Linked DNA regions of Mus musculus: region 2 is linked to region 1. Evidence: chromatin loops called from intact Hi-C (ENCODE). Cell type or tissue: gastrocnemius. All regions are shown on one strand. Links, peaks and the distances in the headings refer to the core of each region. The heading gives the core; the rest is flanking DNA. Region 1 has its middle 96 kb from the start of Gm25204. Region 2 overlaps Rgr (retinal G protein coupled receptor).

Region 1 (16,543 bases), core at 4,018-12,017:
TTGTCTTTTGGTGTCTGAGGAAGATTGGTTTGGGGCTCTTAATACCCAAATACATGGGTGCTCAAATTCCTTAAAGAAAACCACATACTGCTTACATATCCTGAACACCTCCTTTCAGACCCTCCGGCCCCATGTGCCTGTATGCTGCCGTTATGTTCCCACCTTGAAGATAATGGACTGAATCTCTGAACCTCTGAACCTGTAAGCCAGCCCAATAAAATATTATCCTTCATAAGAGTTGCCTTCTCATGGAGTCTGTTCACAGCAGTAAAATCCTAAGACACACACACACGTAGTAGGATAAGTGTATATGTGTGTGTGTGTTTGTACATATATATGACTGGCTATATCAATTTAGGGAAATATCAAAAATATAAAGTGAGAACAGACAGCTTTGGAACCCAACCCGACATAAAGATAATTTATCTTCTCGCCAGTGAGTCTGGGAAAGAGGATGGGCCCAGTGAATGATGCCTTGTTTGAAAGTTGCCTAATTCTCAAATAATATACAATGTACAATATAAAGTACAAAGTCCTCTGACTTGGTGAGACTACTCAAAGGCTGGAGAAAGCCCAGGTCACCCAGCTTAAAAGACACCAAGAGTGCTAGCCTGCTCTTCCTCGCCTTGATGATGGAGCATCTCTTCATCACTTGTTCCAGTCCCTGCCCCTGTGCAGGCATCCGTGTGCACATGCCTGGCCCTGCAGAAACACTTGTTCCCATCAGGCCAAATGACGAACAAGACAGTGAATGTACATGGGCAGGGCACGTTATCTTTGTCATTTTCAATCTCTTTAAGTGTTGAGTGACAGAACAGGAGTTTGTTCCAAAACAAAGGGAAATGCCCATTTTCTCAAGCAGAGAAAAAAATAATGGCATAACTTTATTAGACATTGGTGAGACTGGCTTCTGGCCAGGGAGTATAGAAACGATGGCAGGAAAACAGCTGCCACTGTGAGAATTTTATTTCTCTACACAAAATAAGTCAACGGTGAATTTTAGCGGGGTAGGCTGTCTTGCCCCCTATTGCTTCACAGTTTGCAGTCAGCAAGCCTGTAACTTTATAAAGGAAGCTCCAAGAAGTATTGTGCTACTGAGAGCTGGACTGACCATCTCTGCTTGGTATAAATAAAGAGCATAAAGATTAGGCTTTTCCTCCTTGGCTCAAAACCAGGCAGCAGAATCCAGTGGTCTGCCCTTCAAGTCATCCAAGCTTGGGGGGATGGCAGGCATTAGTGAACAAAGCCACGGAAGCCCGAGTCTTCAGCCAAAGGGAGTTGTGGAGCCAAGCAACCGTTACCCCCTCCTTTGGCCAGCTCTAGTGTCTAGCACCATTCAAGCGTTGTTTAGAAACCCACCCATGTGTGTACGCATTCTGTCCTTTCAGGCATGAAGGTGAAGCTAATATAGTGACAACCGGGACCTTATAGCAAACAGCCATCTAGCAACAGAACCCAGGAATCACTACTCAGAGTACATCTACATCCCTGGCACACCTATTTGGAAATGTGTGATAAGTAAGGACGTTTAACATGGAGAACCCAGAGAGGGACATGCCTAGCTTATATGTGCCAAGGGAACAAATGAGCCACGTTTGAAAAGGACAACTAATAGTTGAACTATCTCTGACACAGCACTGTCAACTTCGATAGTCTGGGTGAAACAAGGAGTGAATACATGAAGCTGTAGTCCTAGTTCTGATGTCAGGAAGACAGGCCCTTACCTGGGTCACCGCAGAAATGACTCACAATGCAATCCTATCACAGGAAGTTATAAACAGCTTTAATTCCATTAGTATTTCCTGTGTGGGCATATACAATGTGTTTGTCCATTCACCAATTGGAAGATATTTACTTATTTTTCATTTAGGGGTATTATGAATAGAGACCCCCAATAGCATCTGGGGTTAGACCTTCATATGGATGTATTTTTCTTTCTCTTGGGAATACACCTATGAATGGAAGTGCTGGGGTGTGAGATACATTTATGTTTACTCTCTCAAGAAGCTGCCAAGCTATTTTCAAGGGGCCCGCAGAATTCCATGTTATTACAGGCAGTGTTTGGTGGTCCTCTTCCCTGCTGTCTTTGCCAGCCTTTGTCACGGGGCTTTTCTAGTGTATCCAGGTCAGTGGCTGCGAATCAATGCCTAGTAGTGCTTTTGTATTTGCCTTTTCCTAAGACCTAATGGGTTATTTTTCTGTGTTGTCACTAGCTATTCATTTATGGGTGTTTGGTGGCAGGTCTAGCGACATCTTTGTGCTTTTTCTTATGGGCATTCTTTGTATTGCCGAAGTGTGAAGTTGCACTCTGTGTTCTAGATACAAGCTGCTTAATGGATATGGGTTTGGGAAGTTATTTTCTCTCAGATGGTTGCTTATCTTCACATCTTAGGGAGCACAGCACAGATGTTTACATCTTGATAAAGCCAAATGTAACATTCTTTAAATTTACTTCATTGTTCTTTTGGTGTCAAACCCGAATCCTTGCCAAACGCAAGATCTCAAAGATAATCTTCTGGGACATCTTGCAGCAGTTATGCTACTGAATTCCTGCACCGACCCCCGTGGTGCGAAACCCAGCTGGTTTTGGTACCAAGTATGCAGCAAAGGCTTGCATTCATCTGCGTGGGACATCAGTTTCCAGTTCTCAAAAGCACTAGTGTTGTCACCTTTCCTGAGAATCAACTGAGTGTAAAGAGAAGAATTTGTTTTCTACAGAGAGACATCCGCCCTAAGGTTCTCTGTGGGTTCTTGTGCCCGTGTGCACTGTTCATAACAGTAAGTCGTTATGAAAGAAGGAAGTACTCCCTCGTCAGTCAGTACTATTTAGGCCGTTCACCGTTACAGTTCTGTGTAAATTTAGGGATCATTGGTCAAGTTCTTCAAAAGCACACGATCTCAGTGGGGAGAGCAGAGGTCTTCTGGTGTTGGGTTGACCATCACCTTAACCGTCTGCCTCTCCCTGTCTACAAACACGCGCCGCTCCTTCAGTTATTTCTGTCTCATAATTGTCAGGATACCTTATGTTTATTTCCCAGTACATTATCCTTTTTATGCCATTGCACGTGAAGTTTTATTGCTGTTTTCTTTCTTGTAGATTTTGTTCAGCCCTTGTATAAAGAGAGGCAATTGATTGTTGTATATGGATCTCGGACTGGGGTTGTGCTGTTATCAGTTTCAATAGTGCTATTTGTGGGCCTCAAGAGCTGGTCTGTGTACAGGACCGTATCTGTAGGTAATAGTGGTGCCTTCTCTTCCTAGTGGCTACTGCCTTGTCACCTCGTTTAATCATGCATGATTGTACAAACTGTTTTTCTCCTGGGGGTGAGTCTGCTAAAGCTAGACACCTTGGGAGACCCACTGACTCACTGGGGCCACAGAGCTTTGCCTAGAAAAATGCCTGTTGTTTCTGAAAGCAGCTTTCTACTTTAGGGATGGGATAGGCAAAGCTCCAGCTTGCTTCCAGGGTGGTCACAGGGATCCAGGGTGACAGGATGAGGTGTCCAGACCACTTGTGGGACCCCATTTCTGGGAACCTTTACACATGGAATGTCTTGGGCCTATCTTCTTTTCCCAAACACATATTACAGCAGGAGCCAGCACTGGGCCCTAAACAGTGCCCAGAAACCCTTTAATAAAATTTCTCTATGTCTCATTTGTGAGGGAAACACTGGCACTCTTAGAAATTCAGCCAGAGCATTTGGGAGGCTCAGCTCTCGGACTTCCATGCTCTCTGTGGTTTATATAAATGCTCTTACAAAAGAGTTCAGGATCTGATATCTGGCTTAAAACACACACACACACACACACACACACACACACACACACACACACACACGAGAGACCATTAAGAGATGGAGAATGGGTATGGGTATTTGTTTTGGGGACTTGCTTTAGAAAAGAATTAAACTACTTTTAGTGGCAAGAATTAGCCTGAGGGAAATGGGATTTAAAGAAAGAATATTCTGTATAATTTTAATATCATTCTCCAGCTGTGAACTTCTTTTGGTGCAATATAAATTAAAGAGTGAAATTGAGAACGGAAAAAAAAAAAAAGACTGAGTTTCAAAGGCACCCTGGTCCTTGGGGACTGTAATTGTCATGGTACAAAGCTAGCAGTCCTGTGGGCACAGACTGCAAAGGAAAAAACCACTGGTATAGCTGTAGGTAGAGCTGAGTGAGTGGAGACCTGCTTACCCAGCAACTACTATTTGTGGAGAATGGTTTGCAGAGTTAAGCATTTACCAGTGTAAACATTATGAGTGAAGACTGGAAGTCCATGTGGGTTAGGGTTGATGCTGTCTGCACTGGAGAAGGTACCTGTGGTACCCGCAGTAGGTTGTTATCCTGACATACATTCTGCATGGTGAATTTCAACTCTTGAAAGCTACTTGAAAGCTCTTGAAATCTGCTTGCTTCTATAGCTTGCTTCATTAAGTTTTAAAATTCCGTGTAACTTTTAGTATTATTTTGCCAAGTTTTGCAAGATAGCACGTTGGAACTTTGAAGAGGCTCTTGAGTAATCTCTACAGTTTGGGGAAAATGGCCTACATGGAGTTGAAGTTTGGTGTCTTCTATTATATAATGCCGCCACCTAGTGGTCAAATTGGCAAACAACTTCCTAATGCATGCATCTGGAGTCTGTTTCCACAAATGGAAACAGTTTCTTAACTTTTCAAAATCAAGAGCATTCCAAAATACATGCAATTAGAGCCCTGGGGTCAGAGCAATCTTTTCATGAAGAGTAATATTTCCCTGTGTATTCCGACGTCCAAATCAAATAGGGAAGCAAACATCTCGTTGTCTTTACTGTCCACGAAAAGCCGAACAGTTTATAACAGGTTTCTGGTCTTGGAATTAAATAGCCGCTCAACAACAGCACACTGGGTGTGACCGTGGTGTGGACGCTGATTTACTGAAAGAGCCAGCCTAGGCTCCTCATTTAATTTCTGGAAGAGCCCTGGTCCACCCTGGTCCCTTTTTCCTGGGACAGTCACTTAAGATGGAAACGCCCTGTGATTTTGGCTCAATTATGTGTCAAAGGCAGCACCGAGGGTCCAATACCTTGTCCCTTGACATAGTGGCTAACTGTGGGGCTCTGTGACATGAATCAAGGATGAACACTAGGTCTGTGCTCTTGTGATGACTATATGTGACTACAGAGAATTCAAATCAAAGCTGCTCTGAACTGTGACGTCTTAGAATTTTAAAATCCACACCATGTTTTAAATAAAAATCAAGTTAAAATATCTCCATTTTAAATTTTGAATTATTACACTTTGAAGTGTACTATATCATATTGGATCATTACAGAAAAATTTAATTCTTTTAATATTTCAAATGTGACTTCTAAAGAATGTGCTGTTGTATAAACGGTCTGGCGTGGTGACGTGTGTCTGTAATTCTGGCTCTTGGGAGGCTAGGTAGGGGAGCATCAAAGATTTGAGGCCAGACTGGTCTACAGAGCAAAATCTTGTATCACAAACAAGATGCAGAAAAACACACAACATCACAGTGATAACACAACACAAAAACATAAAACAAGCACAAAGCAAAACCCAACATAACAAAACAAATATCTGCCTGGCAATGTATTTCTTTCCTTTATTCTCTGTCTGTCTGTCTGTCTGTCTGTCTGTCTGTCTGTCTGTCTGTCTCTTTGTGTGTATGAATGCTTGTGTGTGTGTGTGTGTGTGTGTGTGTGTGTGTGTGTGTGTAGGTGGGAGGACAACTTGGGGTAGCCAGTTCTATCCTTCATGGGGCCCAGCAATGAGACTCAGGGGCTTGGCTGCAAGACCATTCACCTTCCGGGCCATGGCCCCATTCCTAGCCCTGTATCTGTAGAGTTAGTTCCCGTTATCTGGCAGTCCCCTTCTGAGTTCAGAGAGACAGTGAAGTGGACCAGGTAAGGTCTATATGCACAGCCTCCAAAGCTTCCTTTTGGTCCCGAGAAGGCTACAGACAGAGTCAAAAGATGCTTCTCTTGCCACTCAAATCTCAAGAGCCAAATGTGGCTTGTGTTTTCAAGCACATTGAGACCATAAGCCTCCACGGCCCTAGTCGAGCTCATCTTTCTCGGGGCTATGCGTTGTGTGTTATATAAAGTGTTAAGAGTCAGTTCCTCAGAGCCCACAGTTTCACCTGCTCTTCTCTGTCAGCAAACGGTCAGCAGCTCTTTTTCTTTTCTCTTCTGCTCTGCATGATGACCGAGTGGAGCAGAATTCCTGGAAAAGTCCTTGACCTTCATCTCAGTTATCTTCCTGTTGTCGAGATAAGACACCATGACTGAGACAACTGTAGACGAGAGAGTCTATTTGACTCTTATGGTTCTCATGGAGGAGAACATGGCAGCAGGCAGGCAGGCAGGCAGGCAGGCATGGCGCTGGAGTAGCAGCTAAGAGCTCACATTTTGATCCTCAAAGGGATGCTGAGAATGGCTTGAGTCTTTTGAAACCTCAAAGCCTACCCCTTGTGATGTACCTCTCTCAACAAGACCAAACCTCCTAATCCCCCCCAAACAGTTCTAACAACTGGGACCTAAGCTCATAATATATGAGCCTGTAGAAGCCATACTCATTCAAACCGCTAGAGCACCTAACATTACAAGTCTAGGAATCAAAGGTGGCATCAAACCCAGGAAAGTTGGCCGGAATAATGAAGGCTGCTTGCCTGAGTGGGCTCCTTGCCTTTCCAGTTTGTTTAGTTTTGCAGTGCTGGACTTGGGCCTGGGACCTTGATTTTGCACCTCAGTCTCTGAGGTACTTTCCTAGCCTTCTCTTACTCTTTTAAAACATTAATTAATTAATTCCTACTTATTAACTTTACATCCTGCTCACTGCTCCCCCCCCCCCCCCAGGTCACTTCTCCCAAAATCCTTCCCGCTCCCCTTCCGCTATGAGCAGATGGGGGCCCTCTGGCAAGTCCTTTCCTGCGTATACTGAAGGCCAGCTGATATATCCAGTCTCATGGACTAAACAAATATTAGATTCATAGGCAGTCATTGTTGGATTAGCTGTAGCACAGGCTATAAATGATTCGAATAAGTCATAATACAACACATAGCATATACATATTTATCTATCTGTATCGATTTTAATATCTATATCTCTCTGTCTATTTCTCTGTGTGTCTGTGTATCTGTCTGAGTGTCTGTCTGTCTTTCCATGTTCTGTTACTCTAGAGAACCCTGGCAAATACAGAAAGAGAGCTACTTTGTGGTATAGGAATCTGGGCTTTGCCACTTGCAGCCCTCTATATAGGAAGGGGACATTATAAGAAATTCAGTTTCTCTAAGGGTCTCTTAATCCGCAAAATTCAACGAAGATGTGTCCAGGAGTTTCTGGGTGTTTTGTTTTGTTTTGTTTTGTTTTGTTTTGCTCCAGATGGGGCTTCCTGCATTAGTGTGATCACATGGCCAGACCTGCATTCCCAAACACGGCCACACGAGGGCGCGCAGCTCACTCTACGGAGCAGTTTTGCGCACTGTTTTCAGGTCTGGAGAAAGTGAAACCTGCAGGCAGGTGACTTTCTGGGCCTGCTGAGGGATGAGTTGGAGGTCTGGTGGAGGTCTGCGGATGCCTCACCGTGGACAGCCCTATTTCCAAGCAGCAGAGCACCTGGCTGGTCTGGAAATCACACCCTAGCTGCAACCCTGGAGTCACACAGCACTGGCCTCTCTTAGACCTTCTCAAATGCAGGCGAGAGGAGGGGAATAAGTTCACAACAGGATGTGCTGAAAGGCCAAAGCAACAAGCGACGGTGCTGCTCACATCTCCTGGTGCCCGTAGTACCCCTCATAGTTTTTGCTTGTTTGTTTAGGTTTTTTTTTTTTTTTTTTTTTCATTCATCTTTGGGAGGGGATCGCTGTCTTCTGAAGAGTGATTTCTGGGCCTGCTCTAAGAGTCGCACTTCACATGTCCCACCGGCAAACTGGGGCCCTGCTGTGCCTTCCCAGGCTGGGCACCCAGAGGCAGGCTGGCGGACCTCAGTTCCAGTGGTTTGGAAGGATGGTGAGCAGTTCAATACTGGCCTGCAGCCCCGGGTCCTTGCCGTCTGTGATTGATGTGTAGATTCTTGACTTTAGGCTTAGGTGCTGGTGATCCTTATCTGGAGTCTGAGGAGTCTGCGTACACCATCCATAGGTGGCCAAGCAGGCACTGCCACACACGATTAATCAGGAGGAGAGACGTCAGACATGAGCCCTAGGTGAGCTGGTGCACTCTGCTCTTGTTTTCTGGCTGAACACGTCACCTTGGTCTGCTGTGTCTCCTAGGCCCGGCAGTGAGGTGCACGGGGGCAGTTGAGGGTGGTAGAGCACTTCAGAGAAATTATTTTCTTCCCCTTCCCCACCATTGTCCAGAGACCACAGGCTGCTGCCAATGGCCTGCTGACCAGGGCAACCACAAAAGAGATTTTTATTTGTGTGTATGTGTGTGTGTGTGTTTTTTTTTAAATAAGTGAAATTTTAGGCACCACTCTGCAAGTATAGCATCCTTTCTCTTTGTGTGTTCCTGTGCTAAACTCATTTCTAATACTGGGGATTATGGGATGGCAAGCCTCACTAATCCTAGCCTTTGGGAAGCTTGCATTCTGGCACAGAAATAAATGAGTATGAATCCTCTATTAAAGACACGTTGACCTGTCCAGAAACACTGGAGACTAGGAGGGGCGCAGGTGTTGTGTGTCCGACTGTCATGTTCCGCCTGTGTGTTTGTGAGTTATATGTGACTTACCTGTTTTTGATCTGAGACCCAGGACAGGAATCCTGTAATGGATGCTATTTCATTGGCCCCCAGAGGGTTCCCCACCCTCTCACTTATGTCAGCTAGAGCTGGATCAATACACAGACAGATATGATACACATGCAGAACATTTCCCAGGAGCCCTCGGAGCCCTCAGAACTGCATCTGCAGAAAAACACTGACTCGTGCTCTAGAAACGTCCAGAGACTGAGATGCCTGTAAAACTAAGGCCACTGCTGCATTGTGATGAGCGATTGCACGAAGGTGAATGTCCTCGGGATGGCAGGCAGCAGATCACAGTTGCAATACCTTGACTAGATCACGCTCAGAATATAGTATCCGGAAGGACAGGCAGAGATGTTTGAATTTGAATAGCTAATCAGGTTGTAGTTGCCAGACTGAGTTCTGCCAGCAGAGGGAGCTGCGGGCCACTGGGTCAGCCCAAGGGTCCCACCGTAATTCCTGATACAGGTCCTTGATAGTGTCTTGTATGGGCCTATAGGAAGTCAGGCCTCCTGCTCAGGGCAGCTCTATCCTTCCAATGTTCTTCATTTTGGGGATGGAGTTAGCCTAGTGACCTTTGGAGTTCCATTTAGTTCTAATCTGACCCAGACTTTCCTGGTGCTAGCACCAAAAGTTCCTTTTCCAGACAGCCCTGTCAGACCTGGGCAAGTGTGTGAGATGGGTTACTGGTGACACTGGCTGTACCTTGTGAGGACCAGCCATCTTCCCCAGGCCTTTGCTTGGCCTCCCACCTGTGACCTGTGGGTAATCGCTGAGGACCGCTCATAGGACACCGGTTCTACTAGAGCAGACTGGACTTAAACTTCAGGGAAACCAAGGCTGGGAGGTCACCAGTGGACACTCTGGCCGGGGCTAGGGGATGCAGGATTTAGAGTTCTGTGTTCACACAAGCCTCAGTCCACATCTGTTGTATGACCATGAAGAAGTGACCTAACCTCTCTGACCCTCAATAGTCCTAGGACGCTAAAGCCATAGGGATGCTGTCACGCCTGTGCCTGTCCTTCCTGAAAAGTCGCCGTGCTGTGTCTCATGCAGGGGTTTCACCTCCCAAGCTTCTGTCTGGGTGTCCTTTCAGTCTCATTCCCTCAGCAAGTGCAAGCTAAGCTCTTCCTGTGATAGGGTATCCCGGTGCTCATCCCTGACTCTCCCCCATTGCAGTTAGACGGCTAAGTGGGAATTATAGCTTCATGGGGACAAGACTTGTCCGTCACATGACACCAGCATTCATAGTCCAAAAGGGCTCTACTTCCTCTTGCTCTTTGCCTGAAGTTCCTGCAGCTCTGCACCCTCTAGAAACTTCTTAGATTTCTTCTATCAAAGCCCTTTCCTCCTGAATCCCTGCAGTTCCTGACCAGAGCGCACCTTTTGATGGTTAGGGATAGGAGCCAGCTTTGTATGAAGACAGCTCCCTGGCTGTCTGTATTACCCCGATGAGGTTGCACGGCTGCCACAGGACCTGGAGGTGCTGTTAGAGGAGGGCAGACCTAGACCCTTGGACGGTAGAGATGAGTATGTTGTGCCGCGAGTCATGTGTGAACATGCATCTTTGCGTCTGTGGTTTGGGGTGGAACTGTACGCTTGGGTTTCTCTGTAGATGCTTACACTTGTATATGTACATGTATGTGTGTATGTTGTCTTAAGTATGTGTATGTGTGTGAAAGCATGTGTGCTGTGTGCAATTTTATAGGCAGGAATGTATGTATGTATGTATGTATGTATGCATGCATGTATGTATGTATGTATGTATGTATGTATGTATTATGTATTTATTTTCAAGCAGGGTCTCATGCCCTCAAACTGAATCTTTAATTCTCCTCTCTCTCTGACCCAGACTTCCTGGTGCTAGCACCAAAAGTTCCTTTTCCAGATAACCCTGTCAGGCCTGGACAAGTGTGTGAGTCTCTCTCTCTATATGTAGTAGAGGGACTACAGCCATGTAGTTAAGCCCGGGTTTACTAAGTGCTGATGATTAGACACAGGGCTCCGTGCTCACCAAGGCAACTCTCTTCAAGCTGAGCTGCATCTCTGGCCCTAAGACAGTGTATTTCCATGGGAGTGTGTCATCCCAGGTTTGATACATGAGCCCACATGTATGGCCTCAGGGTGTCAGTCACCACAGCATGCCAGGGGATACCATTCCTCATTCTACTTGACGTCAGGAGCTGGCTTTGTGGCGTCTCGAGCCCTCACTGGCTCTTGTCTTTCTGAGGACTCAGTGTGGCTTTCTGGTAGGTGTCTGGCTTCACTCTGGTTGCCTTGTGCCCAGAGAGTAGGACTACAGCCAGGGCAGAGCCCAGTGCTCAAGACTGAGCTGACCCACTTCAGTGCTCTTTCATGGCACACAGACACCCGCTTACTGGCCGGCTGTAAGCTAAAGAAGAGCAGAATCAGACAGTAAATCCCAATAGGTCATTCCCATCCCACCCCTCCATATGCCTGGCAGGATCTGTGTGAGAGGAGGCATTGGGATAGCGTAGTCCCACACACTGATTTCTGGTTTTCATCCCTGGCCCTGGAACACAGCTAGCTCTCGGGCTTCAGCCTTGTCCAGAGATCATCCCACCTCATTGTCTTAGTGGAATGAGGCAGAGCAATGGAGCTGAGGCTGCGCCAGAGCAGCACAGACAGAATCCATTACTCTGGGCAGCCACGGTACCAGCTCTTTGGCCTGCCCGTGTGCTTGTTTCTCGGCCCAGGGAAGGGCACACCATCCTTTGCCAAGTGAGGCTATGAGCTCTGATCAGCGCAGAATAGGTGAGCTGCTTTGGAAGGAGGAGCACCGCTCTCTGTTGCTCTAACTACTAAGGGGTCTATTGGTTCCCCACGGACAGAGCTGCTGCTGCCCTTGGGTGTGTAGGCTTCAGAGTTTGGAGCCAGCTTGTCACTTTTGCCCTTGGCCTTTCTTCCCCAATCTTTACTATACCCACCTTAGGTGGACTCCATCTATGTAGCATAAGCTGTCTGACAGTTGTCCTGGACTCTGCTACAATCAGGCAAAACACCCCTAGGAAACAAGGGTTCAGTGGTCTCAATGTGATGTCCCAGTGGAGGGTTCTGATTGGGCTATCCTGCTGTTCCTGACAATGACCAGCTGGGAGTACATTCTTTTGGTCAGAGCCATGTCTAGGGCTGGTATTTCTTCTCATGATCCTCTAGAAAAGCCTACAAGAGGGATTCAAGTCTACAGTGTAAGGGATGTTGTAGTGCAGTCAAGTCTTTGAGGGTGCAGAGCCCTTTTAGTGCACGTGTATTGGAGAACACCCTGATACCTTGGCTTCTGATGTAATGGGAGCAGGTTGGCTGTTGATTCCTGGGTTATTGACTGCAGAGCGCACTCTGATCATCAGGAGACTGAGCAATGGAGATGCAGCGGCAGTTTGCCTCAGTTATCTCATATCTGACTTTTTGCATTTACAATTTTATGTGTAGGTTCCCAGGGCTGACAGTGGGCTCTATTGACTCCTAACTTATTCTCAACCTATGCCATTTGTTACCCCACTGGCTGGCTCTCATTCTTTCCTAGCCACGTATCCCCCTTCTGTAGCCCTTGGGATAAATTTCCCTGGGCCTGAGTTTTCCAGTCAAGAACCTCAACTACTCCTCCTGTACCCCAATAAAAAGATTTATTTTCTATCTTGTCCATGGTTTAAAATTCTTATGTTTTTGTGACTGCTGTGAGCTGTTAGCCGACCAAATGGAGGTTCTTGCTCATAAATCCTGAGAGATACCCTAGGTCTGTCCACTCACTGGCTCTAGTTCATTACTAACCTGCAATGGACCCCACACCTGCCCTCACCATGGTCTCATGCTCAGCCACTCCCTGTCCTGGACTTTGGCCGTGGCCACTTGACTTTGACCAGTCTGCTCTCAGCAGATACAGGCCAGTAGAGCTCTGTGATGTGTTGGGAAGCTGTCTCTGCTCCCTGAACTCATGACTGAGTCCAGTGAGAGGTGTCTCTCACTGGGAGCGACTGCTCTTTCATCTTGGATTCCAAAACGAGCATGGGGAGTGGATCCCAGATCAGCCCACTCTGGGGAAGCACACCCTACCACTCTTCCCAGTTAGAATCTGTTGTCCATGCTTACCATGTAGCACTACCTACTATGTGCTGGGCATCCAGCAAAGCTGAATGACAATGGCACCTTCTGGGTCAAGCCAGTGTGAATTATGGTTCATTCTGTGATATAATATTATCACAGAGATAATATATTTTTAATGCTATGTAAGCTACAGAGCTGCCCATCCATGGAGGAGTTGTGTGATATCTGCTTTTTCTCCCTCTCCCTCTCCCTCTCCCTCTCCCTCTCCCTCCCCCCTCCCCCTCTCCCTCTTTCTTTCTATCTCTATCTCTATCTCTCTCTGTCTTTTTCTGTCTCTCTCTCCCCCTCTTCCCTGCTCACTCTCTCCTGTGTTATATGTGGTATGTATAGTATGAGTTTAAATGTGCTTGTGGTATGTGTGTGAAGTAGTATACATGGTGCTTGTGGTACTCAAATGTTTTTTGGTATGTGTGGTATATGGGTGCATTGTGGGTTATAGGATACATGGTGCATGTGTTAGCATGTGTATGGTGTATGGCATAGACCTGTGGTATACTATGTGTGGACCAGGGAGGATACTGCCCCCTGTCAGAATTCAGGCAAGTAGCCTATAGCATGAGACACTGAGGGACCAGCTACCCCTGCTTGCCCTTCGGACAGAACTACTCAGACTCTTCACACAAGCTCAACTTGATGCTGTGAGTCCGTGCCAGTCCTCTCCAAATGGAGCACCCATCTCTTGTGGAGTGATGAGGGTCTGTGGGTAGATGCTGGTTTGTGCTCTCAGCTGGATGGGGCTGGGCATTTGTGTGTCTTCATTCCAGGGCCGTGGAAGATACCATGCCACCTAGACCAGTGCTTTCCAGCCATGGTGTGTCCTACAATGTGATGTCAGAGCAGTGACTTCTCCTAATGAACCAGATTACCCTCGGGTTTAAGGAGCAAATGAGTTGCTTCTTTTCTGAGAGCCACAGAACCCTGTAGCTGAGTCCTTGGAGCTCATTACAGAGCTGGAGAACAATTAGCCTTAGTGAAGCTGTCATGTGCATCCAAGAGCACTGTTCAGGTTGCTCCCTGATTGGCATCCTTCTGGATGGATGGCCCATCACACCCTTTATTTTGAGGTTACTGTTGGCCTATCGTTCCCTTCCTCCCTTGCTGTGATTTCAGATCTCAACAGAGCAGGTGATTAGGAGAGTCCTGGCCAGATCTGGTCCCTCCATTGTCTCTGCTCTCTCCCAATCCCTGTGTCTTTCTGAGGCTTTGCTTTGTATAATGACAAAACTTTCCAGGAGGTTATTAGAATGTGTGTCCCTAGTCTCTTATTATCTCCTAGGCTTCAGTACACCTGAGGTCTGAGGGGTGTCGTATCTGAGTGACAGGGCTAAGGCCTGAAGACAGCAGGTTTTCGAGAAGCCTTCCAACTCTTTCAGTGTGCTGAAATAACGAGAGGGTATTGCTCTGTTTCTAGTTTACCCAAATAACAAGAGCATTTCATTTATAATGACATAACCAGGGAGCCATGCTTGGTAGGCCTTGGTGTCATTACACAGCCATTTCTATGTTAATGACAATAAGAAGAGAATGCAGACATGGCTGTTACAGATTGAAAAGGGTGACATTAAACTTGCCAGTTACAATGCAGCCAGCCAGACCCCATTCAATGAAGAGGGTGAACAAGCATCTTTTGTATATACATGCAAGCTTCTGGATTAAAGGGTATCAGTGCTCCCTCGAGGACCCACCCTAGCCAATCAAGCGGTACCTCATCTTCTCCCGTCAGGCATTAGGCTTAGGCGGAGGGTAAGGACAGTAATAAGAGGGTCATGGTGGGATCTGTAAACCGCAGATCATCAGCCTCAGTACAGCAGGCTGCTGTCATGGGCCCTAATGAGGAGTCCTAAAGGTGATGACAGAGAAACTGACTCCAAGCTGGTGAAAGATGAAGCCACAGGATTTTGAGGAGAGTTGGAAGAAACCATCCACACTGGCTGAGGTGGGTGTCTAAGGGCTCATCACCACTATGCTCCTCTGAACTCCTTCTCTGCTGGGATGGGTCTACTCCCAGCTCTCTCCATGGCTTGGTCCTGCCCCTGACACACTGTTACATTTTGTTAGGCCCCAGGGAGAGTAAGAAGGACCTTGTCTAGAAAGCCCAGTGCAAATACCATGACCTACTTGTGTTTCATGTTCTTCCTACACCATATCCAGTACCAGTCAAAATGCAAAGCTCTGATGGCCAGGCCTGGACTGAGTGTGGGTACCGCCTGGGCCTTTGTCAGCACCTACAGAAATAATAGCAGACTTCTCTGACGATGTCCCTAAGCCACTGTTCACTTGCCTTTCCTCCCTCAGCGAATGGGTAGGTCCTGGCTCTTGACATCTCAGGCCTGCAGCCGCAGTCTGCACTCTGTCTCCTGTTCCCATAGACAAGAGATGAGCAGCAGCCACAGCAAGTGCTTGACCCCACGGGTGGGGCACAGTCACTCTTAGCCTCATTGCTGAGGCTTCTCCACACCTCAGTGTCCCTGTTCATGTGTTCCGTATGGGACTTTAGTTCTTGGCTTCCACAAACCTTGCAGACACACACTATTCAGAAATGTAAAATAAAAACGTTGATGTGATCAGGAGAAAATGATAATTTGTGTTTTACCAACAACCTTATCCTGTATTCACCTGTTTTAGATATAGGTAGCTGGACTCTTCCTTATGTAGTCATGTCGTGCAGAACCTGCCAGGAAAGGGTCTGCCTGGATTCCAGACCTTGGGACTCTTAGACAATAGACTGGGAAGATGGCCAGGCAGGGTAAAGAGAGAAGGAGGGGGAGCTACATTAGTTAATATGTGGCCCAAGGGAACCTGTTGTCAAGTTAGCCTAGAGAAGCCAAAAGGGTCTATGGCCATCCCACCCTGAATGTGCCCGAGCTCGTCTGATCTCAGAAGCTAAGCAGGGTCGGGCCTGGTTAGTACTTGGATGGGAGAAGCCAAAAGGTTGGATACCTTAGCTGTAAAGAAGGCTTGGGTGTGTGAGCCAAGGTAGTGTGAGCAGCTACAGCCAGGGTATGAGGACTGAGGATGCCAGGGTGGTCAGGGAGCTGCTCTAAGAAGAACAAACAAGCTCTTGGCCTGCCTTGTTGCCCTCAGCAGCTATTCAGGTTACCTCCTAGAATCCTGGAGGCAGTAAGAAATCTGGAGGAATCCCTTCCCAAAGTGTGTTGGCAGCAGTTGGTTGTCAGAGACCACAACTCAGGCTTAGATTCTGCGGCTGTGCTTAGTGTTGGGGGAGGGCCTGGAGCTCCTGAGATGTCAAGGGATGGTGAGCTGGAGGTGAAGCCTGACCACTTCCTTATTTATCAAGAATCATTTGAGTACAAGTGGCCAGAGTTCAACCCTAAACTACATGCATATGATTCATTAAAGTTCAAAATCACCTTTAAGAGGACAGGAACCCTGGCTGATGTTGTCCAAACTCTCAGCACCTAGGAAACCTTAGGAGCAATTATCTACAAAAGTGGATAAAGTAGTCAGAGTATTCAAAACCATAGATAGCAATTCTCCCTGAGTTTATCTACGAGTAATAGCTCAGCTCAAGTAAATATCCTCAGGGTCTTAGCCTGTTTCAAAAGATTGGACCGGGGCTTGGGGAGATGGCTCAGTGACTCAGAGTACTGGCTGCTCTTCCAGAAGACCAGAGTTAGGTTCAAGTCACCTAACTTGAACCTAGGTTCAAGCACATG
Region 2 (16,543 bases), core at 4,327-12,326, 170 kb before region 1:
CATCTCCCGGTAAGAAGCCAGCTCCTACAGCAGCCGTAATCTCTTGGTTCTCTCAGAGACTCTGGAAATGCTCACGGCACGGCAGAAGTCAGTGTTTTCTGTCTTTGCGACAACCATGAGAAAAAATCAGGTTGCATAGAGAATATGCTGTTAGGTCTAGAAAATACCTTCTCATTGCTCAAATTTCCAGAGCTTAGGGATCAAGGGACATGATAGGACAGATTTACCCAGACCCTGCAACCCCGAGATCCAGGCGTTTCCAGTATGTCATCCATGATGTTCCACTCCACTCTTCCTAGGAATTCAAGGCTAAATTGCAGGACTCGCTCTTCAAATGGTACTTTTAAAATTGCTTTAAGATGTTTAATTTAATCACAGTCACAGGCTATTACCCACAATGTAAAACCACATCTGCAAGCACATTTGTCCAAGAAAAATGATGCTTTAAAATAAGACCTGCTGGCCATTTCAGAATTTCTATATTAAAATTCCCTTGCCAGAGGTTTTCATTTAACTTTGCTACCGAAAAATTAACAAATGAGTCATAACAAGCCACAAATGTTGTTTTTTTTATGAAAGCAAATATTGATATTATAGGCATTGTGTGTATTTTCACTTCATCTTTATGAGTCTTTTCTAACAAATGAAAGCTTTATGATTTCAAGTCACTGACTAGGTTGAGGCACAGAGAAGGTGGCTAAAAGAGTCACCAAATGCCACAGACTTAGTAATAGCAGAGATTGATACAAACCCAGATTTAGGACTCTACAACAAAATGCTCAATTTTAGTGCACAAAAATATTCTTCTTATTAAGACAATCTGCCATCTAAATTTATTAGGTATGCACCAGAAAATAACATTATAAATTAGTTTCATCTGTGGATCTAACTAACAGGTTGAGAGCTACACAGGTACAAGAATCCTGGATCCTAGCTTGGAGGCAGGAGCATCATCTCCTAGATTCTCTTCCACATTGCTCATTTCCATCTAAAAATATTTTTATTAAAAATTATTTGAGAATATGATACAATGTATTTTTATGCAATCTCCACTCTTTCCTGTAACTCCTCTCAGGTCCACCCCCACTTCTTTAATCCGTGGCTTCATGCCCTCATTTTTAAAAATGTTAACCCACCAGCCCCACTTAGCACTGCCCACATGCAGGACCATCCACTGCAGCATGGTTAGCCAAGATGAGGCCACACCCGTGCAAGCTATCAACTGCGCATAGCTTCCCAGTTAGGAGTGGAGCTCACTGCAAGCTAGAGTGCTGACTGGCCTAACCTTGTGCAGACAACCTCAACTGCTGTGACTTTGGGAGTGTAGCAGTGTCATGTCCAGAAGACACGGTTACTCCCACCCTTCCTGACCCCTGCCTGTGACAGTCTGTGTTCCATCTTCCTCTATGATTCTGCAGCTGTGTGTGTGTATGTGTGTGTGTGCGCATGAGCACGCGAGTGACAGAGATTTTCTATCTGTGGCTGAATACTCCATTGACATGTATTTTCTGCATCTCTGTAGTAGACAAACAGAGTCCTCTGGGTATATATATCCAAGAGTACTATTGTTGGGTCATATGGTAGATCTAGTTCACGTTTTCTGAGATCTAACACGCTGATTTCCCAGTGACTACATCAATCCTTGCCTCTTCAACAGTGCGTGCCACCACAATGTAAAAACAAAATTATTGGGAGGTGAAGGCAGATTGATCAGTGCGAGCTTAAGATTGTTCTGGACCACATGGGTGCATGCACGGGCAGATGAGAGAACAAGTTGCCAGAATCAGGTCTCTCCTTCCACCACGTGGGATCTAGGGGTTGGAGTCAGGTTGTTAGGTTTGGATGTAAGCATTTATCTACTTAGCCATTTTTACTGGCCTTCCCCTGCCCCACAACTTTTATCTGCACACATGAAGTCTTCACACATATAGAGGATTCCATCGGCCAGAAGCCCACCACCATGATTTTCTCACCTTTCTGGTTGATTCTGGGCCATCAGCTCTGCTTGCATCAGAACTGGTCACTATCCACAGGCCCAAGGACCTGAACCAAGATGGGTAGCTTCTGGAGGTGACACTGTCTGCCACTGAGGTGCTAGCTTCCCACTATCCTCAGCTGCTCCCTGGAAGGCCCATCGGTCTTAAGTACATGTTTTCCTCCATGTTTGAAGAGCTGTAGGGGAGGGGCTCATGTGTCTGTGGAGAGCAGAAGTCCTTGCTCATTGCTTCCTCTGTCACTATTCAGTTTAGTTTTTGACGAGTCTGTCCCTGAACCTGGAGCTTGCTGCTTGACTCACATGGGTAAGCAGCGAGCCACATATATATATTCTTTCTTTCTTTCTTTCTTTCTTTCTTTCTTTCTTTCTTCCTTCCTTCCTTCCTTTCTCTCTCTCTCTCTCTCTCTTTCTTTCCTTCCTTCCTTCCTTCTTTCATTCCACCCCTTCCTCCTCCTCCTCCTCCTCCTCCTCCTCCTTCTTCTTCTTCTTCTTCTTCTTTTTCTCCTCCTCCTCCTTCTTCTTCTCCTTCTTTTCTTTATTTACATTTCAAATATTATTCCCTTTCCTAGTTTTCACTCCCATCTACTCTCATTCCTGGTTCTGGCATTCCCCTATATGGGGGGGGGGGGGCCTCTCCTCCCATTGATGACTGACTAGGCCATCCTCTGCTACATATATAGCTAGAGCCACAAGTTCCACCATGTGTTTTCTTTGATTGGTGGAATAGTTCCAAGGAGCTCTGGGGGTACTGGTTAATTCATATTGATGTTCCTCCTATGGGGCTTCAGTCCCCTTCAGCTCCCTGGGTATTTCTCTGTCTCCTTCATTCAGGACTTTGTGCTCGGTCCAATGGATGTCTGTGAGCATCCACTCTGTCTCTGCCTCCCAGTGCTGGGATTGTAGGCACATGTCCTCAAATGTACCTTTGCATGTGGGAGCTAGGAATCCTAATCTGGTCCCCATGTGTGTGCAGCATGAGTGTTACCCTCTGAGTGGTGTTACAAGCATCACTGCTCAATGAATTAAAAAAAAAAATCCAACCAGCCTTGAAGGAAATGTGTCCTCATATAATTAAATCTCCTCTGTCAAAGAGATATTACACGTTAAAATCCTCATGCCTCGGAGTAAGTGAAAAGTGAAGCCATTTCAAATCCATCCTGAAATTAGACATCCGGTTGTTAATACTCCTGTGGATCCAGGAGAAACTTTAGCATCAGCAACCTCCCCTGCCAGCCCATTCCCTGTTTATGTCTGATATGGTGAAATCATTTGAGCCCAGACAGGCTGATCTCCCACATGGCTGCAGCTACTAATAGTGAGATCACTCTAAGCCTGAGGAGAGCTCAGAACCTCAATACCCGGAAGGAAGCTTATTATCCACCCCCACCCCAGTGCCTACCTACAGGCAACTCAGACTATTTTATAGACAAGGAAAGTGAAGTCAGGTAAGCTTAACAAACAGGCTTAAGGCTGTATACCCTTCCAAGGCAAAGAGCTCATGTGATGCCAAATCTTCTGGTCCAGACCTCTCCAAGAGCATGATCTGTGCTAGGACCCTTGCCTCTGCATGGTTATGGCCTATGGAGTGACTTGATGCTTCTGATGTTTTCTTCCTAGGTGAATACTACTCTTCCAGGCAGAATGCTGCTGCTTGGCTGGGGCCCCTATGCCCTCCTGTACCTATACGCAGCCATCGCAGATGTGAGCTTCATCTCTCCTAAACTACAGATGGTACAGATTCTTCCAAAGCCCAAGGAATCCTGTACATCCTGACATCTGTCTCTCTGCATCACTCTTTCTGGCTTTCTGCTAAGACGCCCATTTATTCTTTCTTTCTTCCTTCTCTCTTCTTCTTCCTTTAAATATTCATAAAGTGCAGAAAATGTTTTTGTTCCACATACACCCCTCCCCATCCTGGGCCATACTGAGATGTCAGGGACAGCTGAACATAAGAGCGAGCATGTGCTCTGAGACCTGGGGCTGAAATTGACACCCAGTTTCAGAACAGGTATGTTCTGATGACATACAGGGGTTCTATGACATTCTATGAACAGTGAACATCTGCCAGGAAAGGCTCAGAGGCCAGTGGATCAAGCTGAGGACAAATAAGTGATAGTTCCAAGCGGGGAGGGTGAGACCAAAAAGTCATGTCCTGAGTGGGACTGGGAGAAAAGTAGAGGCTTCAAAGCATCTTTCATGGACTTTTCCACCACAACAGGTGCCTGCTCTCATCGCCAAAACCATGCCCACAATCAACGCCATCAACTATGCGTTGCACAGGGAGATGGTCTGTAGAGGAACCTGGCAGTGTCTGTCTCCACAAAAAAGCAAGAAGGACCGAACCCAGTGAAACTCTTCAAGGGGCTGATCACAGTCAAGGCTACCTCTTCAATCCTGGGTTAAGTATGCCCCAGGTCAGAGGTCAGGAAGATGCTGCTGCATACTTCCCAACAGTCCTAGAAATCATGCCAGACTCTTACCCACCAGCCCCAAGATCCCTGTTGAGTCTAACCTTATGTTGGACCCAAGAATTCAAATCCTAGGTTCAATGAAAGGTCATAGCCCTCTACATACAGTCTTAGGGGCCACGGGAAAGTAACTCTTTCCAACCCCATCTCTCTAAACCCTAGAGTAAAGATGACATTGTGGACTAACGCTAGAACAGTTGAACAAGCTAACATGTGTATTCAGCAAGCACATAAAATGCTCACTGAAACAGATACTGATATGAGCCTTAATCACATTCTTCATGAACCCAGACTACAATAAAAGGAGAAAGCCCTGGGACTTGTTTGTTTTTGGAAGTCATCTGAGGCTGCCATCTTTCAAATAGCATGTGCTTAATTGTAATGACACCAGTGACTTATTCTGCTCCTTGCTCTATGTCCCTTAGTGTAAGATGAGATGACAGAAATGATGATTTGACTATACAAATTGGACAAGAGCATGCAGGTTAGGTGTCCCCTGACCACCAGCACCAGCATTCAAAATGAACCCTTGGTTATATGAGATTTGGATTAAAGATTGCTTCTAAATGTTTTGAAATTCATTGCCAGCATTTAAAAATTAAAACAATTATTAAATGCTCCAGATGTCAAAAGATATGGAGCCACATCTTTGATTTCCTCTCCACAGTGACAGTCTCCAGAGCTCAGGATGACTGTGTCCTTTGCCCAGAACATACATGGTTCTGTTTAGCTCATGGGTTCTCTGAAGAGCCCACGTGCCTCGAGTTGGGGACACTAAAGCCCCGGTCACCTTTAGATATACATCTGCACCTTCTATTGACTCAGCAACTTAGAATCAAGATATAACAGGTGCCTAGTCCTTCATGAGATCTGCTGTCCTAGAAGAAAGTAGAGAAGACCAACAGGGTAATGGAGACCATCCTGGAAGTCTAATGGTGGAAGGGGCAGGTGTCCCAGGGACTGTGAGAGGCAGAAAGCACATCCTATAAAGCTGAGAGCCTGAGCAGGCAAGTTCCTGGGGAGGAGAGTAGTGAGCTCATCTACAACTTGCAGATTTGGGGTTGCCTCCTGGTTCTCCAGATGCAGGAAATCAGGTTATATGTACACAACCCAGACGAAGCTTGCGTAATTCAGTCTTGATTGGTTATTTTGCAGAATCAAGGATAGTAGAGGAGACTAGGGGCAGCCTTCCCACAGCGCCCTTTTCTGGATTATGTACTCAACCAGGTGATATACAGACAAGATGACACTTGGCCACACTCCAGGGCCCGCATATGATGCTTGACCTAGACTCTGCATAGAAAATGAAGCAAGGAAGTCTTGGTGGCTTACACATGGGTGGAGCAGGTGACCAATAAAGTGGTGGGGTTCAGGCCTAAGATTTTGACCTACCCCCACCCCAAGTTAATGCCCTGAGTAACCTTGTTGGGGACCCTTCCTCTCTTCCACCATTATTGACATTGAGCTAAGGAGGGATGAGGGAGCACTGTGATAAATTAGGGGAAAGACCCTTCAGATAGAGAGAAAGGGTTGAAGACAGGCGGAGCCAGAAGACAAGTAGCAAGAGTGGGAGGTATCAGCTTTGTCCAAGTCTCTGGATTCTCACGAGATAAGAAACAGGCCAAAGGGATCAGCATCCAAGCCCAATCTCAGTGAAGACATGGGAAGAAGGCAGATTGGCCAGGCTGTGACCAGGAATATTTTGAGCTCTGCCCTTCAGCTTCCTGGAAGAGGAGAGTTAGGACCAGTCTAGGAATAATGGGAAGGGACAGAAGCCCATCCAACAAAAGTCCAAACAAAGCCACTCATTTCTAAGACCCCAATCTACCCTATTCTCAATTTCCCCTGTGAACTTTAGAGTGTCTCTTCATCTTTGGGCACTCGCAGGATCTTGAGTGCATGTAGGAAAGGCTTCTCCTCTGCCCTGCTTCCCATTCACCTCTAGTACCCCTGCCTTGCCCTTCCATGGAGTAATTCAGCTGTCTCTGGGTCAAGAGAGACCAAGGAAGGATGTGGCTCAATAATGCTTGAGATCCATCTTACAGTAGGACGTTGGTACAGTCCCTAAGCTTCATTAACAATCAGAAGTCTACCCATTCCCTGCACTTGGATAGGCTTGGCTGAAGTTAGGCATCAGCTCCCAAATATCTGGAGCTCCCTAGGGCCCATTTATCTGCCTTTATAGGCAGATTTCCTGGCCTGTAAGTTAGGTCTCTCCCCACTTCTCTCCCTCACATGCCTGTGAAGCAATTGATGATCCTCGGGGCTTGCTAGATTTCTTTCCTCCATTCACTCATGTGTGCCCTCAATTGTATCTATCAGTACAGTGTCCTGTCCCCCACATGCACAAATACAACAAGTTTAGAAAGGCTCACCAGCAAGGACCCTTAGTTCATGTTGCCCATCCCTGGCTTCACCATGCTCTGTGAAAGTTCCCGAATCCTCAGAAACCTGAGGCCTCATCACAGCGAGGATAATGAGCGCAAAGGGAGAAGCTCTGCAGCCTGAGAAGTCAGGGAAGAAGAGTGAGGACCAGAGACATTGTGCTGCAGTCTCAGCTACAGAACCCAAGGACCCAAGGAGTGTAACACCAAGGACTGCGGCCATCACTGCTTTCCTGGGGAGCCTGTCTGAACTTCCCTTCCAATCTCATTGGCTTCAGCACTCTTTGCTTCACTGAGATGCAGACCTCTAGGATGAACTCAGAAAAAGTCAACAGGAATCAGGCCAACTGCAGGAACCAGGCAAGCACCAGGCCCCAGAACAACACTGCAAGCAGCACTTCCTTCTTTGTATGCCAGCATCCACTTAGTGCTTGTAATCCTATCTCTGTCTTTTGCTCTTGTCCCCACCTCTTCTGTGTGTGTGCGTGTGTGGGTGTGTCTGTCTGTCTCTTTCTTTCTTTCTCTTTTTGTACACACACACACACACACACACACACACACACACACACACACACACTCAACAGCTAATATGTGCCACACACAGTGCATGGCAATGGTGACATGAGCCTGTGCCAGGGTCAATTCAGTCACCTCAGGAAGATGGCTATTACACTCTACCATGACATTTGCAAGCGAAAAAATAAAAACAAAAACAGAAAACAAAAAAAGAGGACTCACAATGTCTCAGATGTCAAAGTAGAAATTCCTGAACAACTTCATCCATGCAATTGCAATTAGACTTAATAAAAGGGCCTGAAAAGACAATGCTGGAATTTCAATCAATTTCTTTAAGTCCTTAGAACAAAACTGAACCACTTTTCTCAAACCATGTGAAGTAAGTATGTAGGCCGAGATTCACAGTCACACCATTCAATTCTGAGTTTCAACAAAATTAGACTGGGTTTCCACTTTCAGCCCCATTCTGAATTAAAAAGAAAATTCTGAGGTTTAGCCAGAGAACCTAAATGCTGCTGTGATTTCTGATTTTTCCCTTGAGAGTTAGTTCAGTTAGAGAAAGTCACGGTATAAGCACGCCCGTGCCATGAGCAGCCTCTGTCTCTGCTGCCCCCTTGGGGATGAAGAACCCTCTTTGCCCAGGTTTTCTGTCTTCTTGATCTCAATGGATACTGATGTGGTCCCAAGGTTCTGAGACCATCAAAAGCCTCTTCCTCGACCAAAATGTATGTTATGGGCTCAGTTCTCTTCTCCCAACAAAACAAAAGCCAAACAACAACAGCAAGAAAAAAAAAACCCCAAACCCCACCCTGGAAGCAAAGTCTCCACAGAAGTAGGTTAAGTGAGGGTGTTGCCCTAATGTCACAAGATGATTCCTTTCTACGAAGGGACAGCACAGAGCCAGGCCTCTAGCTACCTGTCCCCTCCCATGCATCCAGCAAGTCAGGACCATGTGAGCCCAGAGAAAGGCTGCCAGCTGCACCCCTAGAGCACAAGCCTCACTCGACACCAACGTTAGCAGGAACCTGAGCTCAGATTCTGAGCTTAGGACCCCATGGAAGAGGTGTATGTGTGTTAGATGAGCCTCAGGCCTATGGGGCTGTGTTACAATAGCACTAGCAAGCAAATAGTTTTTGACCAAAGCTCATTTAAAACAGAGTAATAGCAGAAGAGAATGGGAGCTTAGAATGAGCTCCCTGGGATGCCCAGGGCCACTAATACGAAATTCCAGCTCAAATGATATCATTTTAATTTAAAATGTGAGAGCCAGGCATGGCATCACGCACATTTTCCCCATACACACACACACACACACACACACACACACACACACACACCCTTTTGAGACAAATCTCATGTAGCCCAGGTCTTGACCTCTTCATTGCAGTTAAGGAAGACCTAGAACTTCTGTTCCTTTTGTTCCTGTACCCAGTTTATGTTGTACTGGGGATCAATCCCAGGGATGCAGGCTTGGTAGGTAAAGTCTCTATGGACTGAGCTACACTCTCGGCCTTCTGATACATTGTTGTGACACAGAAAGCTTCTGTTTTCCCAGTTAGAAAGACTCTTGGTCAGTTTGTTTAAATATAAGCTCACTCTTCGTGCACAAACTCCTGGTTCCCGTTTTCTATCCCGGTAAATGCCGATGCTTATCAGTCCTGTCTTTTAGGCAATAAAAGAGAAAAAGGTAAGCAAAGCTCTAATATGCAGGAATCCTTCATGGGTCGGTGAAGGTGTGCAGTGCCTAGCTGCTACCACAAGGTGGCAGTGCTCTCTCAATGATGACTTAATGTTGGGCCACCTGCCTGGTGGCGCCTTTTGGGAAAAGCCTATGAATTCCCAGCCCAGGCTGCTGGATCTTCTCTGAGCTTTCTTTAGTCTGTTCTAAGTACTGAGGTCTGTAGCTTGCCTGTTTCTTAATCTTAAGACCCCATTTCTCTCCTTGAAAGAAGCAGAATTATATGTACGTTGTCTGGAGTGATTGCAGACAGCGCCCATAAAGTCCCCTTTTCTCTGCCTTCAAAAGCATCACCGGAAAGTTTAGTTGGATGTGAAACTTCAGAACCCTCCCACATAGGACAGAGGTGCCGCTAGGCCACTTATGGCCTGGTCTTTGTCTAACTTGGATGTTAGGACACTCCCTGGACATTTCTGGCTTTGGAGTCTCGGGTAAAAACAAAACAAAAACCAAATCGGTGACAGTCATAGCTCTGGATGCTGAGATTCCATGTGAACAAACACAAACTGTGAACTACTGAGTGCTGGGTTTGAGGGCACTCTGGTACAGCCCCTGGAGAAGCGGCTGGTGCACATTCTCACTGCGTGCCCTTTAAGGGTAAACAATATTTCCGAGGAACAAGAGCTAGGAAACTTCTGGATGAAAACCAAAAAGCACAGCCCCTGAGCCTCCGCTCTCCTGTCAATCATGGTCACTGGTTGCTTCTTTCTCAAGCTGTTCCTTGGCTCCAATGCTGCACACCTGTTCTTCTCTCTGCCCATCAAACTCTCTTAACAATGGCCTCCGTTGTCTCTGTGCGTTGTTTCTTTGGCTCAGCTGCTCTCCCCACTGCAGCTGTTGGGCATCGGTGACAGCTTCGCCCCTCTAGGTAGGAGTCAGTGTGGCAGCTTGGAAAGCACTTAGAATTCACAGTCAGGAAGACCTGGGCAAGAATCCAAGTTTTTCCACTTAGTCAATATGACAGTCTCTGGCAACTCCGGCACTCCAGGCTTCTTTTAGCCCCCTCTGTAAAACCTTTATGACACCCAGTTTTAGATAATTGGTTTAGCAAACATTCTCTCATCCGCAATATATGATGCTGGAGTGGATTATCCTCCATCATTTCTGATGTCTGACCTCTGTTATTGCCAAACTCGGTGATAGAGTTTAGGTCTTAGATACCCCCTAAAGACTCATGTTTACGAGTGGCTCAGAAGTCTGTGTTGTTATTAGGGGATAGGTGGGGATTTTAAGAGCAGGGACCTAACAGAAAAGTTTACTCATAAGGTAACAGCTTTACATGTCCCCCTGGCATGATGGCTCTTTGGTATGGACCCCAATGCACCCACAGGCTAAAGCCTGCAGAACTTTGAGCCATGGCGAACCTTTCCTATTTCTAAGTTGATTACCTCGGGTATTGTTACAGTAATAGGCAGATGCTAACAGAATTGTCTTAGCCAGCATCCACTTCTACCGCTGGCACATCTCTTGGTCATTTTCTTTCCACTGACCACCTCCTCCTTCAATATAAATTTCCCCCCTCACCCATACTGTTTTATGTTGAGCCCATCCCTCTCCGCACTGCATGCCTTGCAAAGGTACCTATTCCTAAAGCAACCATCCCAGATAACATCTATGCTAACCACACTTTAAGAAGGAAAACAGAATAATTTCCCTTTAACAAATGCAGGATGAAGTTTGAGAGGACCTGTACCACGGGCACAAAAAAAAAAAAAAAAAAAAGGACTCCTTGAAGTAGCATCATTTCACAATGCTTGGGCCACAGTGAGTCCTTAGTGTGGGCTACCTTTTCTCCATCCAGTCCTCCTTTGATGCCTTATGCTGCCCTCTGGATCAGTGGTTGCTCATGAAGAGCGGGCAGCAGAGTTATGACGGCTGAGTGACAACCAGAAGCAATAACCATCTCATCCACCAATTCCTTACTACTTAACCCCCATAAACTCCTCAAAGCTTAACTCTCCTTTGTGCGTGTGAATTTCTTGGGGTCTGGAAATTCAAAAGGCAGCCCCTAGGCCAGACTCAAGCTCACCTGGGGAACAGAACTCTCGGAACCACCCACTGCTCCTAGATTTGAATTTTAATGAACACATCAGGGGCTTTTGTGTGTGCTTTAAACCTGAGTGGTTGCACAGCCTGCAGATATCTGGGCTCAACCCAGATGATGTGGGCATCGTCTGATATAGCAGTTTTGATTATTAATGTATTTTTGATGACTTCTCACATATATAATGTACATTTTGGATGTTTTTAGTCCCGTTTCCGTCTTCCACTCCCTTCCCACTCTGACTGAACCCTTCCTTCTTTCATCAAATGAGGCTCCTTCCTACTTGCAGTTTGTTGATTGACCCGCTGCTGAGTTTAATTAGGGTTGCTTGCATGAGCACAGATGAGGTGTGGGTTTATTCACTGGACCTGGACCACGGGCAATGTATCCATAGCGATAGCACTGAAGACAATGACGCTCCTCTTCCCCATCAGATCTTGGATGCTGTAAGCTTCCCAGGAAAAGTGGGACCTCCTGACTTCTTCCTCGTGCAAAATGGAATGTCCAGATTGACCCATCGTGTCCAGGTCTTGTGTGTGGGTAACCACAACTAGATACACTGGACTGGTGTGGGACTTCTCAAAGTCCTTTGGGGATTATAATAAGCAAATCAGATTGAAACGCATTGTTATTGGATATTAAGGACCCTACGGCTCCATGAGACATGAGTTATCACCATAAAATGGCTATAAGTTCTCTCTGAGGACGCTCTTTACTGAGGTGTATGTATGTATGTGTGAGTGCACATATCTTTCTCCAGAAGTTAATTCCTTCTTTGTACATCCCCCTTGTCTCATAGCTTATTTCCATCTTTCTCTTACTAATTTCTATAGTTTCAAAGACTATTGATAAGGAATCACCTGTGTCCAAGGCTTTCCACTTTGTCATCATAATGTTATTTAGAAGATAAGAAGGCCAGGTCTTGTGATGGAGAAAGGAAGGCACAAGAGGACACAAATACTGCTGCAGGTGTCACAGTAAAGAGGAAACATGCCTCCTGACTCCTGGCTCAGAGATTTTCATGTACAAGTGCAGCCAGAGTGAGCCGAGACTGGTTAAAGGCAGTACCTCACACACACACACACACACACACACACACACACACACACACACACACACGTACGTACGTGCACACCTCATACAGTGCACAGGGATTACCTGTGTTCTCGATAAGCACGGAAGCTGGTTTGATATGTTGAGGAGTGAGCCTAGAATCTGCATGTCCAAAGCTTCCCAGGTAAGGCTGACACATTTTTTTCAACAGTTTTAAACAGCTCAACAAATATTTACTGAGCCTAACCTGAAATCAAGGAGACAATCTAGGCACACAATATCCTTCTGGTTTACAGCCCATTGACAAGAAGAAATAATAAGAATGATGATTGTCCATGGAGAGAAATACTCCAGAGGACCAGAAAGAACCAGGAAAGGTGGTCAGGAGCGATATGGTTCAGCAGGTGACACTGGAACAATAACTTACAGACCAAGAGTATGCTAGGGCAGGAGCAATGGGATAAATGTTCCAGTTGAAGGAACAGCAGCAAGTGGGGAATGAATGAACAGCAGCTCAAGAAACCAAGGCAGGGTCAGAGAAGAAAGAAGCTTAGGACATGTTTGCCTGTCAAGGCCGAAGGATAAAAGAGAGGAGAAGAGTAATGAAGTTATTTATCTGTTTGTTTTTGTTTTGTAGCTCCAGGTTAGCCTAAAACCTCCTTAAGATGTTCAACTTGGCCCAAACAATCCATGCTCCTATCTCAGCCTCTCTCAGTGCTGGGATAGCATGAACCACCACACAAGATTTCGAGAGCAGTTGAAGACTTTAAAGGATTTAAGCCAGGAAATAGCCAGTAGCTGATCCCTTCTCTGCCATGGTCAGGACCTGCAGTGTAGGACATTGACCAGAAGAACAGGGAAAGTGGCTGTGGGCTAGCCCAGAGGTGCTGCTGTCTAGGGATCAGAGGTGGGGGGTAAGGATATCACAAGAAGATATGAGCAGATTTTTTAAATATAGTTTTTAAAAGATATTTTGTGACATGAGCAATTTGAACAGTTTTTATCAATTTTAATGTTCCTGTTACGTTTTTTTGTTTTTTGTTTTGTTTTTTTTTTTCTTTGTCACATAAGAAGAGAGGGGCTGGTGAGATGGCTCAGCAGTTAAGAGCGCCAACTGCTCTTCCAAAGGTCCTGAGTTCAAATCCCAGCAACCACATGGTAGCTCACAACCATCCGTAAAGATGCCATCTTCTGGAGTGTCTGAAGACAGCTACAGTGTACTTACATATAATAAATGAATAAATAAGCCGGGCGGTGGTGGCATATGACTTTAATCCCAGCACTTGGGAAGCAGAGGCAGGTGGATTTCTGAGTTCAAGGCCAGCCTGGTCTACAAAGTGAGTTCCAGGACAGCCAGGGCTATACAGAGAAACCCTGTCTCCCAAAAAACATAAATAAATAAATAAATAAATAAATAAATAAATAAATAAATAAATAATTTAATTTAATTTAATTTAAAAAGAAATCCCTTAAGAAAAAAAGTGATGAGGGAGGAAAGGCCTCTTGTGGTTCATGAATACAATGTTTCAGTCCGTTGAATACAATGTTTCAGTCGGTCATAGCATTGCAGCCAGAAAGCACAGAGAGAGGACCTTTCTCTGGCAGCTGGCCAGCTATCTTCATTTCAGCTTTCATCTAGGTCCCTTGCCCTATGGCATGATGCCACCATCACTCAGAGTGACAAGTTAAAGAGCAGCTTGGAAGCTACATGAAAGCATGTATGAAGAAAATGAAGACAAATTTTAGGAAGAACAAACTCAAGTCCAGATATCTGATTTTCATACCTCCCTGCAGGGTACCTACGGGGAGTCTTCATGTGGAGGTAAGCTTGCAGAAACACTTTGGAAACTGAGGTCACCCGAAGAGTTTCTTGATTTGCTTGGGTCTAGGCATTTGGCCAACCCAACCAAATGGCCCAGGTAGTGAAGAGTGGGTGAGGGTAAGACAGATACTGAGAAAATTAGAATTTCCACATGTACACTATATGTGTTTGAGGGCCAGAAAGAACAAAGGATGGCACATAGGTTTATTTTAAAGGGATTATATGCTAAGATGAAGAGAATTTGGCTTGGAGCAGAACAAATACATTAGCCTTGTCAAATACCTGTATCTGGTAAGCTCCAAGACATACTGAGATATGAAGACGCTATCTTCGGTTGGCTCAGCCATACCACAGAGTATCCTGTAGGTGTGGGACAGAGGGCAAACTTCCAGCCACTGGCACAGTCTCTCTTTGATAGACCAGAGATCAGTCTGAGGATGATCTCATGGTAAGAGGGCTAGTGAAGCAATTGTCCAAACAAAACAGGGCCACGAGTGAGGATCAGTAAACAGGTAAGCAGAAGGAAATGAAAGAGAAAACTATCTTTCCTATATTTTGTTTTAATCACCTCCAAAGCAGACAAGCAGACAGGAAGAGGACCCAGAGAAAAGAGGGGACAGGCAACGGTGAAGCAATAGCTCAGTTCACACCAGAGCCTGAGCATGAAACTCGCCCTCTCCATCCTAAATCTAATTCCCAGGTAGTAAAGACTCAAATATCTATGTTCACATATCTTGAGGACAAGATGTCCACACACAAGCAGAACCTGTGACTCAAGTCTACTTGAGATACTAAGATATTATTTTCAGGTGCTCCAGGTGACAGCTTAGCAGTGAGGTGGCAGGTGAGGTGGCAGGAACCTTGGACTCCTGGTCACGACAGATACCAAATGGCTACTCCCTTCCTGGCTTTGGGGAAGTCAGCGAGATTTTCTGAGCTGTGTTTTTATTTATCTAGTGATGAGTTAGATTAAGTCCATTGTTTTCAAATATCAGAAAGGAATCATTTTTGAGAGGTTGAAACCTAACTTCTCTTATCACAAGAAGGCGTGAGATAGATAAGCCTCCTCTCCTTGCACCTGATCCTGGAACCTCTCAGGGCCTCTTTGCTTTGCTTGACCAAAGTCTGAAATTGTTTCCCATCCCTCTGTTCTGGTGCCACAAATGTTCACCAAAACTGTACCACATCCCTTACCTGGCCAGTACCAAGGCAGTAGGTATTCTCTGTCTGTAGTGCTATCAGAACATGAGGCCCAGAGATAATGTGCCTTGACTGGTGAGTTGTCTGAGTTCCACAGAAGGTCCTTGTGGAAACTCACACACCTATGAAAAACTGCAGATTATGTTCATGAGTTGTGTTGATGGGTACATTCTCCAGACCTTTGTTCACGCTAAAGAGGAAGTGATTTAAAAAGACTCCCCAAAGTCAGGAAAGGAGGGCAGAATAAACACATAGTGACACATTGGTGTCTGGCATGATGTTCTGGCTTTGGATGTGTACACACACCTAGTCCTTTGGATAAAAGTGGATCCAATGTCATGATGCTATGTCTTATCCTGTACTACATGCATAAGAAAATGGAGGGTGAATAGTTAGAAAAACTGCCTTTAGAATATTCTATAAAGAAGTCACACCACTGGGACAGAACTCCTCAGGACTATCCATGTACAAATGCAAAAATATTTTTCAAGGATTCCCTAACTTTAAGAGGAAATAAATATCCTGGAATTGCAAACAACATACACTTTTTTGTTTCATCTGATTTCATTCTTCATTGAAGATTCAATCCCTTATTCTTTCAACAACAGCCTGGTATTTTCCAAGCTCATTGCTTTGCTCTAGAAGGAGAGAATAAGGAGGTGAAAACTCATAACTTAGCAGCAGAAGAGGGCAAGGCATGCACTGCCATTGGCTGCAAGTGCCGTAACAGGAGAAAATTCAAACTCCCATGAGATTAGCGTAGGTGAAGGAGTAATGATTTCTGTTGTATAAAGTCAGTGAGAATGCCAGCTTCTGGGGAGTGTGGGGAGGGTGGGTAAGGGGGGCTTTTGGGATAGCATTTGAAATGTAAATGAAGAAAATACCCAATTAAATAAAACAAAACAAAAAAACCCACACCACAACAATGTTAGGAAAATAAAAATTAAAAAAGAAGGAAAGGTTAACAATACCAAAGGGCTAGGGATATGCAAAGACCTGGGCTCAGTCCCAAGTACCACACCAGTTGTTGCTGGGTACATTTCCCAGACCATTGTTCATGTTAAACAGGAAGTGATTTACAAAGGACTGCTCAAAGTCAGGAAAGAAGCGCAGAATAAACAGAGCATGCTGGCACACACCTGTAATCCCACCATTTGGGAGCGGAGCCAGAAGCACTGGAAGTTTGAGATCACCTTTGGATACGTAGTGAGTTCAAGGCCAGCTTGGGCTACACAAGGTTCTATCTCACTATCTAAAATTAAAACAACAACAACCCAAACCAAACTTTGGATCATCAAGAAGATCTCTGTCACAATGGTGTC

Evidence for each region. Hi-C counts contacts between places; a loop is a spot of excess contacts. Peaks named below come from ENCODE experiments on the same cell type or tissue, not always from the same donor. Only the 100,000 strongest peaks of a DNase experiment are listed, where the experiment ranks them.
Region 2: a loop joins it to region 1, with 17 times the contacts of the local background. A loop is called at or near these places in 40 of 42 quality-filtered maps.

What each region holds. Positions count from the first base shown.
Region 1 is chr14:36,855,200-36,871,742 of GRCm38, reverse strand. No RefSeq gene overlaps it. Among named protein-coding and RNA genes, the nearest start is that of Gm25204, 96 kb to the right of the region's middle. In gastrocnemius, for the core only: CTCF peaks have their summits at 4,598 (motif pointing left), 7,446 (motif pointing right) and 9,152 (motif pointing right); DNase peaks (open chromatin) are centred at 8,002, 9,157, 11,052, 11,351 and 2 more places; H3K4me3 peaks cover 780 bases; H3K27ac peaks cover 229 bases.
Region 2 is chr14:37,026,039-37,042,581 of GRCm38, reverse strand. Rgr (retinal G protein coupled receptor) reads left to right here. Exons shown (of 7, transcript NM_021340.4): 5 at 1-9; 6 at 3,614-3,727; 7 at 4,215-7,673. The coding sequence ends at 4,346. It also overlaps a transcript of Lrit1 not described here. Among named protein-coding and RNA genes, the nearest start is that of Rgr, 15 kb to the left of the region's middle. In gastrocnemius, for the core only: a CTCF peak has its summit at 9,112 (motif pointing right); DNase peaks (open chromatin) are centred at 9,135 and 9,863; H3K4me3 peaks cover 681 bases.